Regions from separate parts of the Homo sapiens genome. Here all the other regions are linked to region 2. A link is a contact called in ENCODE Hi-C or POLR2A ChIA-PET data. All regions are on one chromosome and are shown on one strand. The core of a region is the stretch at or near the end of the contact, and the rest is flanking DNA. Distances in the headings are between cores, read along the strand shown.

The links. Hi-C counts contacts between places; a loop is a spot of excess contacts on that map. ChIA-PET counts read pairs that join two places held with the same protein, here RNA polymerase II (POLR2A). Pooled maps may share reads with other maps.
Region 1: a loop to region 2 is called in a map of PC-9, with 7 times the contacts of the local background. The contact joins the enhancer-like site here to the promoter of PERP in region 2. A Hi-C loop is called at or near these places in 1 of 168 maps with a recorded cell type or tissue (PC-9), 1 of 37 single-sample maps with no recorded cell type and 10 of 50 pooled maps. POLR2A ChIA-PET finds 5 or more read pairs at or near these places in 1 of 52 experiments (naive thymus-derived CD4-positive, alpha-beta T cell).
Region 3: a loop to region 2 is called in a pooled map, with 5 times the contacts of the local background. The contact joins the enhancer-like site here to the promoter of PERP in region 2. A Hi-C loop is called at or near these places in 7 of 50 pooled maps. POLR2A ChIA-PET finds 5 or more read pairs at or near these places in 2 of 52 experiments (HEK293T and MCF 10A).
Region 4: a map of CD8-positive, alpha-beta T cell shows a loop between it and region 2 (35-fold over the local background). The contact joins the enhancer-like site here to the promoter of PERP in region 2. A Hi-C loop is called at or near these places in 6 of 168 maps with a recorded cell type or tissue (CD4-positive, alpha-beta memory T cell, CD8-positive, alpha-beta T cell, PC-9 and 1 more) and 13 of 50 pooled maps. POLR2A ChIA-PET finds 5 or more read pairs at or near these places in 1 of 52 experiments (OCI-LY7).

What each region holds. Positions count from the first base shown.
Region 1 is chr6:137,646,927-137,649,664 of GRCh38, forward strand. No RefSeq gene overlaps it. Among named protein-coding and RNA genes, the nearest start is that of LINC03004, 17 kb to the right of the region's middle. RefSeq lists silencers at 1,187-1,236, 1,257-1,346. Within about 2 kb of position 1,310, at least 3 of the 41 ENCODE cell types and tissues checked have a DNase peak (open chromatin) inside an H3K27ac peak, as active enhancers do; they include PC-9, where a contact is called at or near this core.
Region 2 is chr6:138,105,859-138,108,866 of GRCh38, forward strand. It overlaps PERP (p53 apoptosis effector related to PMP22), which reads right to left and starts at 1,561. Exons shown (of 3, transcript NM_022121.5): 1 at 1,269-1,561. The coding sequence starts at 1,482. RefSeq lists a silencer at 1,690-1,739.
Region 3 is chr6:138,454,472-138,457,224 of GRCh38, forward strand. The region is part of intron 3 of NHSL1 (NHS like 1); the gene reads right to left. Among named protein-coding and RNA genes, the nearest start is that of MIR3145, 21 kb to the left of the region's middle. Within about 2 kb of position 1,365, at least 11 of the 41 ENCODE cell types and tissues checked have a DNase peak (open chromatin) inside an H3K27ac peak, as active enhancers do.
Region 4 is chr6:137,798,348-137,801,543 of GRCh38, forward strand. No RefSeq gene overlaps it. Among named protein-coding and RNA genes, the nearest start is that of LINC02539, 61 kb to the left of the region's middle. Within about 2 kb of position 1,809, at least 3 of the 41 ENCODE cell types and tissues checked have a DNase peak (open chromatin) inside an H3K27ac peak, as active enhancers do.

The DNA of each region.
Region 1 (2,738 bases), core at 60-2,559, 460 kb before region 2:
ATGTACTTATATCCTTTCTTTCAGATATATACCCAGAAATAGGATTGCTAGATCATAGGGTAGTCCTATTTTTAGTTTTTTGAGGGACTTCCGTACTATTTTCCACAATGACTCTACTAATTTACATTCTCACAAACAGTGTACAAGCATTCCCCTTTCTCTGCATCTTCACCAGCATCTGTTGTTTTTGTCTTTTTGATAATAGCCATTCTAACAGGGGAAAGATGACTTTTCATCGTGGTTTGATTTGCATTTTCGTGATGATTAGTGATGTTGAGCATTTTTCAAAGACCCATTGCTCATGTCATGTGTATGTCTTCTTTCGGGAAACATCTATTCAGATCTTTTTGACCATTTTTAAATTGCATTATTGTTTTATTGCAATTGAGTTGTTTGAGTTGTAGTGTGTAGTGGTGATGAGTGAGGTCTTTGCAGTCCTGGACTTGGGGCCCGTTAGTCCAGAGGTCTGCCCCTAATTTGGCCACTTAGTTATTTCAGGTCTGGACAAGGAACGAAACCTGCTCCCATTTCCTCACTTGCAAAGTGAGAATAATATTAACGTTTACCTCACAAGGGGCAGTTGTGAGGATCAGATGAGATAATCCCTGCAAAATATATGATATGGTACCTAGGATGTAGCGCTATACCCAGCACATAACAAGTACTTAAAACTGTGGGCTATCATGTCTGAAGTGAAGCAGGAAAATTTGTAAAATCCCTTTTACAACCTCCAGAAAGAATATAAGAAGGAAAAAGAAAGACATTAGGAAGTGGGAAGAAGAGGGAGAGAAAAATGAGGAAGAAAAAATGATGGAATATTGTGTCACATTCCTTAAAAGATTCTGGCAGCAGAAATTTTTCAGGACACACACATTAAAGGAAAATACATCCCATTGAAACCACCCATTCACAGGGCTGAAAAAGAGCAAGTAGAAACCCTTCAAGTTTGACCTTTGAGCCACTGGAGAGAAACTGAGAAGGCTCTGCAGTCTGTATGTGTGCTGTGCTGCGACACGGACAGGACATGCCATCCTTCAAAAGGCAGTAAGGGCAGGACAGTGGGAGGTAAGAGTGAAGACTCCCACCTACTAACTGTGCAACCCAGGGCAGTGCCCTTAACCTTTGTGTGATCCAGTCTCATCCTATGTAAGATGGGATAGTAGCATCACTTTTTTTCCATAAGGTTACTGTGGTGGTCACATGATTTAATACATGCAGAAGGCTTAGAATGTTCCTGACACATAGTAAGTGCTCTACCATCGTGTTACTGTTGTTAAAGTTATTGGCGTGAGTAAAGGGTGACTGTGAGACCTGAAGTGAGTCACAGAGCTGTAGAGAGAGAACTGGAACGATTTGAAAGTCAAAGTATGTCTTTCTCTTTCTAAAAGTGTTTCTCTCTCTACACATGGATACCTGTCTTTCTATCTATAGAAGTGAGCATATATCTCTATCTATCCATCTATGTTGATGTATCTGTTTGTCTGTCTCTCTGTCTACTGAGAGATGTTACTTCTTTAGTGGTAACGTTGCCACCTAAGGACAAACAGGGGAGCACCTACAGGAAGGAGGAAGAAGAGGAGGAGGTAGAGGGGAATAAGAAATTGGATTTATTTTTCTTGCTGCAGTAAGGGAAAATACATGCCAAAGGACCAACGGAGTATCTCTGCAAGAGGGAGTTTGGGAATTCTGAGGAGGGATCCTGGAAGAGGGGGCTCCTCAGAGGTGGTCCAGAAGGTGGTCATTTCAGCTGTCTCCGTGATCTTAGTTCAGCAGTCAGGAGGAACAAAGTGGAGAATCATTGGTTAGAAAGTGGCCAGCACCTGGAAGATAACAGTGATGGTTTTTGCAGCTGTGGTATGGCCTCTGAGAAACACTGTGTACTTGGGTCTTTTCCATGTCCCATTGGAAGTGCTGCTTATGTTCTGTTAGAAACATCACGGAAAGACTGCTGATGGGGCTATTTACTTTCTCATTAAGGGAATTGTGTGTGTGTGTGTGTGTGTGTGTGTGTGTGTGTGTGTGTGTGATTCCACCTAAAAATAGGGGCCACATAAAGTTTTTACACCTGCTAAGCTAAACAATTCATATACTTTAGCTGCCAGGCAATTCTCTCAGCAAGATAAGATTGTTTTCGTTCCACAGATATAAAGTGCAAAGTTCAAGAACACACAGCTAATAAGCAGTTTGCCCTGATTCTAAACCAGAAAGGCCACATTCTCCCCTCTTCACTCTAGTTTGGCCTCTGCCAAGGTGTCTCCTTGGCCCAAGCTCAGTCACCTTTTTTTTTTTTTTTTTTTTTTTTTTTTTTTTTTTTTTTTTTATTGAGACAGGGTCTTACTCTGTCATCCAGGCTGAAGTGCAGTGGTGTGATCTAGGCTTATTGCAACCTTTGCCTCCCAGGCTCAAGCGATCCTCCCATCCCAGCCTCCCAAGCAGCTGAGACTGCCTCTGAGTGCCACCATGCCTGGCAAATTTTTGTATTTTTTGTAGAAATGGGGTTTTGCCATGTTGCCCAGGCTGGTCTTGAATTCCTAGGCTCAAGCAATCCAACCCACCTCGGCCTTCAGTCAATTTCATAGGGCTCCTTTGTGGTTATTAAACTATTCTAATAACTGCTCTCACTCTTGTGCTCTCTCTCTCTGTTCTCCCACCTTTCACATGTTTTAATAATGTGTACTCACTGGGACTGTACTCTAATATTTTTTAAAACTTGAAAAAAATTGCCATTTAAAAGTTAT
Region 2 (3,008 bases), core at 311-2,810:
TGAGCTGGCACAGTGTATGGGTTTTCAGAGAAGAAAACACACAAACTGCAAAGAAAGCTGGAATTTTCTGCAGTGTTTACATTTTATTACCTGGCTAATGGGGACCATGCTTCCTTTTGTGGGGAAGTGACGTCCAAAGGATTACACAAAAGAAAGGGCACCAAGTTGCTGATATAGTCCCCCGGAAACACAAATAAACAGGATTGGGTTGGAAGCCCTGGGCCACTTCAAAGAAAAAAATCAAGTCAATGGTAATAGTAAGAAATGAAAACAGGCAGGGTAGCTTGCTGTCTGTGTTTAAAACTATTAAACCCGGTAGGTAAAGCCCATTTGGCTTTAAGGTTTTATTAGGCTCTCACAGACCCCATCTCCACCCCCACACACATTGCTAATCACAGTAGACCCCAGCTGTGATTCCCATCCACCCCCAGGAAAGGAGAGGGGGCTTCCCACTGTGAAAGAAAATGCCTTCTCAGACAAGAACTATGCTCCAGTCCTGACTTTCAGCAAGGCAAGCAGGGAGCTTCCTCCATGCTGGGAAAATGGCATACAGTACTTCACCTGCTAGGTACATTAAATTTGTCAACTCTGCTTCACGTCGCGAGTGTAGGGAATGTGTTTGCTTTTTAGATTTCAAATCGGATTAAAATAATTAAGTTTTCTAAACAACAATGCCATGCTTAAACCAAAGGACACGCCCTAGAACAAGAGCTAACAAGAACTAGCCTGACCGGTAAAGTAGACTGAAATATCTATTGAAAACGTTAACTGCTAAAACTGCCTGAAAGGGCTTTTTTAAATGAGAAAGTTTTTTCAGCTATATCAAGTTGAACGAATCCACTGATATTAGGGAAGGCACGTTATTTCAATATTTATATTTTAATCATAAGAAGAAACGAGAAGGAAGAGAAATGGGAAGAAATTTCAGGTCTCCAAGAAACTTTGTTCATTATATTTACTCATCTAAACTTGCAATGCTTGAAATAATCTTTCGTACGTAACCGACAAAACCCAGGAAAAAAACTATACAGTTTGAACTACGGCCTTTTTTTTTTTTCTGTTTCTGAGCTTGGTGTTGGCCACCCAAAGCTACTGCTGCTGCATTTGGTTCAGGTCGGATGCATGAGCCCGAGCTCGTCCTAAACAGGCATTCTGAAAAGCACTGGCTCCCCCGACCCTGTGAGGGCCCATCACGCGCGGCGGCTTTTGCAGGCCGCGGCCCCGAGGGCTTCCTGGAGGCGGCGACGGCGGCGGCGGCGGGCACTCACCGTACTCCATGAGGCTCTGACAGCCCTCCTCGTAGGACCCGCTGCCGCCGCCCTCTTGGGAGCATTTCCACCACAGCGAGGACGTCTGGCCGTGGTCGCTAGACTGCAACCAGCCGCGGCCGGCCAGCGCGATGATGTCGAAGGCGATGGCGCTGAGTAGGAGCAGGGGCAGGATCCAGCGGCAGCGCTCGCAGGCCAGGCCGCAGCGGATCATGTTGACGGGCGGCGCGGGGCCGAGCGGAGCGGAGCGGAGCGGGTCGGAGGAGCGCGCGGGACGGGCGACAGCAGAGAGTGGCCTGCGAGCGCGGGCGCCGCCACAAAAGCGAAGAGGCCGCGGGGAGGCGGCTCCCGAGGACGCCGCTCCGGGCGGCCCCACCTAGATTCCGGTGACTCAGAGCGCGCCCGCCCCGACCTGCCCTGCCGGGCCGGGGCGGGCGGGGCCGCTGGTAAACAGGCTGGGTTCTGGTGACACCGGGCGGCGGCGGAAGGCGGCCCGAGGGTCCCGCGCGTCCCACAACCCTCCAGTCCCGCTCTCCTGGCCTCTCCAGGCGCGTGTTTTGTCTTCCTGGCGCACCAACATATACACTTGTTTATCTGCACAGCGCCAGCCTAATATCTGACCCCTGATGTCGCATCGTGGGGCGGTGGTCAGCAGTGCCATATCTGAGTTTTCAGCAGTGTGAGATGGGTGTTCTAATTGCACCTGTGGATAAAGGCTGCACTCCTTTGGACGCGTGCACCCAAACCCAGAAGCCCGTCCCTGACCCCTGCTGACACAGGTGATCCCTTCCTCCTAGGCTCCGCCTTTGCACCTTGGACCGTGGCTCCCCGGGTACTCTTATCTCTTTGCATGCTGTTCTTTCCTGCTGGGTTGCCAGATTTTGGAAAGCGGAGGCGATGCTGAATTTATCTGTGTATCCTTAGTGTCCGGCACCGTGTTTGGATCTCAAGGGGAGCTCAGTGAATTTGATGAATGAACATGTAATTTAACAAATGCTCGCTTCCTTTCGGAAAGGCTTCATCTGGCTTCCCCAGATAATTTCATGTCGCCTCTGCTGCAGTCCACTTCCTATCACGAATCTCTACCTATTTAAACTGCACTCTCTCTACTCTTCATTTACTATTTTGAGGTTTTTCCAAATAAAAATCATACGTCAGCATGCAACCTGCATTTAGGATCCCCCCTTCGGTGTCCTGGGCTAGCTCCCGTCGCAGTTCTGACTCCTAAGATGTGACAGGAAGGGTGGGGTGGCAGCCAGGTGTGCCGCTGAGGACAAAGGAGTTCTCAGTGTCAGGCACCTCGGTGGCCTTGGGAAAATCACTGAAACATCGTATGGGGGTCATGTCTTAACCCTGTACCTCCAAAGATTTCTTCTGAATCCCCTATTTTTTCTGTTAATTTAATATAAAAGTGGGAACTACTTAAAAATATTTTAAATTGTATTCCAATTTGATATTCTCAATAGAAACAGAATACTCTTTTGACTTATGCCATTTTCTGGCAATTCTTGAGGACGAATAAAAGCATGGAGAAAGTATCTGAAAATACATGAAATAATTTCCCTAGCCTTCATTTTACATAATTCAAGTTTTACATAAACCACGTCATATATTTTTATTACAGGAAAATATTTTCACTTTCAAAGAACACAAGAGGGTGTTCTGCCAAAAGTTAATTTTGTATCGTGGAAGCTGTGTGAAGAAAATGGTGATATTTATGTTCTCAGGGTTTTCAAAAGT
Region 3 (2,753 bases), core at 115-2,614, 350 kb after region 2:
GCAAAGGCTCTACTCCCCATACAGTCATTACTGGGGGAAAAACATGAGCTCTAGAGTCGTAAGTCTAGGTTTAAATCCTGGTTTTGCTTTTAGGGGTGATAGATGTGTTCACTCTCTTGATTATGGTAATGGTCTCCTGTGTGTATACATATGTCAAAATTTATTAAGTTGTATACTTTAAATATGTATAGATTATTTTATGTAAGTTATACTTCAATAAAAGGCGTTTTAATAAAGAAAGATCTTGTTTCAGTATTTAAAAACTATGTGATCTTAGGCAAGTGATCTAATCTCTCCAAGATACAGTTTTCTCATCCATGATATGGGCATAATCAAAGCTACTTTGCATGGTTGCAATAAATACTGAATATATTCACATACAGCACTGAGCACAGTCCCTGGCGCCTGAGCCTTTCCATGTGCCAAGTGCTTGGCATCATACTGGAAACACAGAGATCAACAAGATAGGGATGCTGTCCATTAATCTAGAAGAGAAGGCAGGTATAAACAGACCCTGATTATAGAGTAGTGGGATGGAAACAGCAAGAGAAACTGGAATGGGTCATTGGAGACATTCTCACTGGTTTGCAGGCAAAAAGGCGTGGGAATGACAGACCCCAATTTTCTCATTTTTGTCTGCAATGGCATGGAATAAGAAGGTGCCATAACTGCAGAGCAGTGAGCATTGACTCATTTGTGTTTCTACAGTTTCCTGAAATTACTCACAGAGACCCAGTAACACATGATTGGACATGGAGTAATCACTTCTCGACTGTAAGCTGCCCTAGGCCAAGAATGGGATCCATATACTGAGACCAAGTAGCACTTAAAAACTTTTTTGGGGGAAAAAAAAATTGAGTGAAGCATACCAGACAAGTCAAAGAGGAATAAGAGATGACAAAATTGGGCATAATGAGGAGGAATTGAGGTAACTGAGTAATCTTGCCCTTTTGCTTAACCAGCATGGTGCGATGAAAAGAAATGAGCTGCAAGGAGCCCCGCCTTCACATGCTCCCTGCAAGGAGCCCCGCCTTCACATGCTCCCTGCAAGGAGCCCCGCCTTCACATGCTCCCTGCAAGGAGCCCCGCCTTCGCATGCTTCCTGGTGCTTTCGAGCTATGTGATCTTGAGAAAGCCATTTCATATTTCTGAGTCTCCATTTCCAGATTAAAATAATAGTAATAGCTATTAAAATAATCTGTTTCATGGGGCTGTTTGTGGAAAATAAGATCTAATTTGTGAAAAAGTTCTATATCCTAACGTGTACCCCGATGAACAAGCTAGCAATAGCATAAACACTGGTAGTGCCACACCTAGATAACCTGTAAAGCCATGACAATCAGAAATTCGTCAGTAGCTGCTGAAACCTCTCAAATTTATTGCCTTGGGCAGGAAATTCTATGTGGGTGGAACAAAAGACGAGATGATTGGGAGAGTGGCCAAATTTTTATAAAAACAGACATTGTCTATTGAATCATTTTCTTTGAAGCGTGGTTTGAAATACCAATCAGCTTAACAATACTTATCATCATCATCTGAGCATCTAGTCTGTGCCAGGCACTGTGCTAAGGGTTTCACAAACATTAATTTACTTCAACCTCACACCAACTCTCCAAGGTAGGTTAGGGTAACTATGTAATTTTATCGAAACCAGAACACCTCTGAGAGTGAAAGGGGGTGCAATTAATAATTACACAGAATAACAGCTGTAAACCAGGGCTGTTCTAAGCAAACCGGAACATGTGGTTTTTATCTCTTTACAGTTGAGGAACCTGAACCTCACAGACGAAAGCAACTTATCCAAGGCCACTGAGCTCTGACAGGTGGAAAAGCTGCCCCAAACCTACGCTCTCAAGCATCATGTTAAATAAGCCTCCTGTGTTTACAGGTATGGCAGCAAGGTTACTGCCTTTTCTTCAAAGTCTTCCTTTGATTTAAATATTTCTTATCAACAAAGCCTAAAACAGAAGCTGACATGCCAGTTCAAAGAATAACAGGAAACAGGGAAATTTCGATTTCTGTCACGACTATTAAAGCCAACTGTTTACTGCCAAAAATCTAGATCTAATACATCTCTTTAGGGGTGAATTTTACACAAGAGATTGCATAACTCATGATTGATATCCTTTCTGCTAAGACAATGGGGATTCTGTGAAGGTTTCCCAGATTCAGTGAACGTATCATCAAATATAACTTCCGATAATGGCAGGTGGAAAAATTCCCTATCGACTCACAGTAAGTATTTTCGCACTGATAACTGACCTGCCTTCAAATGCAAGAACCTCTTTGGCAGTACTTGGCATATGCTGAAAACTGAAAAGAGAAAAAAGTCAAAAACAGTACACAAAGCAATGGTGTACTCTTTGATTTCAGAGTTGAATGAAAAGGTATTTTCTGGAATTTCTTTCTTTCTTTTTTTTTTTTTGGAGATGGAGTCTCACTTACTCTGCCGCCCAGGCTGGAGTGGAGTGGTGCGATCTCAGCTCACTGCAACCTCCACCTCCCAGATTCAAGCAATTCTCCTGCCTCAGCCTGAGTAGCTGGGACTACAGGTGCATGCCACCACGCCTGGCTAATTTTTATATTTTCAGTAGAGACAGGGTTTCACCATGTTGGCCAGGCTAGTCTGGAACTCCTGACTTCAAGGGATCCGCCTGCCTCAGCCTCCCAAAGTGCTGGGATTACAGGCACACACTACCATGCCTGGCTTATTTTCTGGAATTTCTAAATTGCTTTGCCAACAGTATTTTTTT
Region 4 (3,196 bases), core at 559-3,058, 310 kb before region 2:
TGTGTGTCTATTTTTAAACACCTTACTTAATAGATATTATTGACTCAGTAGCACTGAACTCATGGCCAGTAACACTATAACTCATGTGTGATTGTAGCTTATCTAAGACATGTTGTCTCAATCTGCCCGGGCTGAGCTAATAAAATTCCACAGACTCTGTGGCTTAAAGAGCAGAAATCTATTTTCTCAAACTTCTGGTGGCTAGAAACTCCAAGATCAAGGTGCCCACAGGTTTGGTTTCTGGCAAAGGCTCTCTTCCTGGCTTTCAGACAGTTGCCTTGTCCACATATGGCTTTTCCTCTGAAGGGGGGAGATGGGCAGGGTGGGCAGAAGAGAGAGAAAGCTCTTTTTATAAAGACACTAATTTTATCAGATCAGGGCCCAATTTATGACCCCCCCCCCAATAACCTGATAAGGCCCATTCTTTTAACCTTAAAACCTCTTTAAAGACCCCATTTCCATATACAGCCAAACTTGGGCTGGACCTTCAACATATGAATTTGCAGGGACACAAACCTTCAGTCCATAACACGTCTTTTCTCTGTAAGGTCATCACAGCATTCTTCAGCTTAGGAACACCAAACATCACTTCTGCACTATGGCGGGGAGCCATTTGAAACAGTAAAGTCACAAAGAAAAAACCACAAAAATGAAAACATGGGCAACTAAGGAGGCAGAAGGACTTTTGTTTACAGGATGAGAGCTGAAACAAAAAGGCAGAGCCTCACCTGGTGCGACCTCAACTGGAAAAGTGCATGAGTGACTCAAATTTTTTACCACATCATGCATGTCTATGAATGATACAAAAGCACAAGTTTTGATTTGGGGGTTAGAAATAAATTTTAGCAAATAGGCAAATCTACAAATAATGAGGATCAACTGTATATTTTTTGGATACATTGAGAGGATCACCCAGGAGACGGGCTGCCATAAATGCCCATTTGGATGGTAGGGAGAGGATTACAGTGAAGACAGGCCCACACCCACATGTGATCATCAGGTGCTTAAGAGGGTGGAAGGACATGAGCAGACAGAAAGAGCTAGCTGGCAAGCTAGCTGGCAATCTGGAGCTTCCCTTCATTCTCTTGCCCCACTGGATGCTGAGATGAAAGCCAGAGGACTTGCCACAGGGTCTGGATGCTGAGATGAAAGCCAGAGGACTTGCCACAGGGTCTGCTGAGACAAAGCAAGGTGACCCCACAGCACAGGATGGACAGCCAAGCCAAGGGATGGAGGCAGCAGAAACCCAAAGGGCTAGAGCTCATTTGAGTTGAAGAGAAGCAGAGATCAGGAAATGAGTGTCGAGTTCTTTTTAAGAACATTGCTGGAGCTGGAGACCACCAGCTGCAGGTTTCAGCCCTGAAGAGCAACAGGGCAGCAGCTCTGGACAAGGGGCTGGCTGCTACAGATACACGGATTCCTGTCAGCGCAACCTGTGAACTGTCATGAGCCCAGGGCCTATCCATATCCCGTCAGCACAACATGGAACCAGCAAGTCACGTTCTTTTCCATGCTTTCACCTAGACCTCACTATCTCAACTAGGTTGAACTGGTGGAAGCTTGGGAGGGCCAATTTAGTTAAACAAAAGATAAAGAAATCCCCTTTTCTCTACATCTCAGCTGTACTATGAACTGACATATGTGATCCAGTTACATAATGTTTTTAATTGGCTATCCTCTTAATGGTGGTCATAATCTAGGGAGGAAATTAGATGCTTCCTGATTCATCATAATAAGACAATTTATGATGAGAGCTTCAAGTGTTCATTAAGTTGGTTTGTTTTATCCAGGGGGCAGCAGTGAGCTTTGGCAATGCTATCAGCAAAGAAAGACACTGAATTGGTGCTCAGGACAGTGAGTGCTACTCAGAATGTCTTGGGAAGGCTGTTACAGTACTTTCAGGTGTATTTCTTATGGTTTTCAGGGCTGACTGAAAAAGGCTAATCTGTCAGGTTCGCAGCACCACAGCCCTGCCCTGCCATCTTCCTTTCTCCTTCCCCAACACTTTATACCTCCACATCCCCTCCTGATTCCAAGACGCCTGGCCTTGGCCGTCTCCTATAACTGATGCTCTCAGCAGTAGTGGTAGTAGAGATGACTTCCCTTTTGGTCTACTCACTCCCTTAATTGTCCAGCAATTCTTCATGTTGGTGATGTTGTTCTTAAGATTTGAAATATGCTGATGATTTTCCATTGCCACCCCTGCCTGCCCTTCTCTGCCCTGTTTAGTGCCCAGAGAAACTGCCCCTTGGAATTGCTCATTCAGGCTCCCTTGTTGGCTGGCTTCCATTTGGGTTCTACCACTGTAGGTGCCTGGCCTGTTTGACCCTCCCTGTTTTTATGCACCCTCCCTGTCTCTGGCACCTGCTGCATCCCTTTTTGGCTACAGCCCTTGTTGGGGGCCTGTCCTCATCAGCCCCATTGCTTAATGGAATTTAGTGACACTATTACATTCCCCTTGTTCCTTCAGCCCTATGGACGGTGATGATTTCCAGCTATTGCCAGTCTCTGAATGCTTTAACAACCCCTATTGTTTCCTTTAAACCTACCCACATGCTCATAATTTCTTCACTGAAATTCTTTATTCAGTCACAGGAGTTGGAGTCTGCTTCCTGCTGCAACCCTTCCTGATCCTTTAAGTTAATCTCTAACTTGCTATTGGTGATGCTTCCTTTAAGCCTTGAGTTTTTCATAGTTCAGCCCACAAACATCTTGCTTTCAGAATTGTCGTAGGTGCTTGCTAAAAATGCAATTTCCTGGGACCCATCTTTCTAATCAGAATCTCTAAGAGAGCCCAGTGGTGATGAGTGCATCTCCATCTTAACACGCTCCTGAAGCTGAAGGACCTGATATGAGGCTCACCACTGCTGGGAGTCAGCTAGTGCCTGAGAGCGTGTTCTTGGGAATGTCAGTAGCCTTCCAGAGCCCTCTGATCTCTGATAAAGCCCGTCTTTATTCATTAAGATTAATTACATGCATTTCAAGTGATTTAAACTTCTAAGAGAAAAAGGTATCTGTAAATAAGATATTTTTGAGCCAAACCCACCAAGTGTTTGGAGCCCTGCTGAACACGAATCTCAGTCTGCCTTCTTGGGAACACCAAAAGCGTGAATATCAAAGGGGAGGTGAAAGTTCAGGCCAGTGTACTCAGGTTTGAAATGGTCTCTTTTAGAAAGCCACTCCTGTTCCTCCAGCA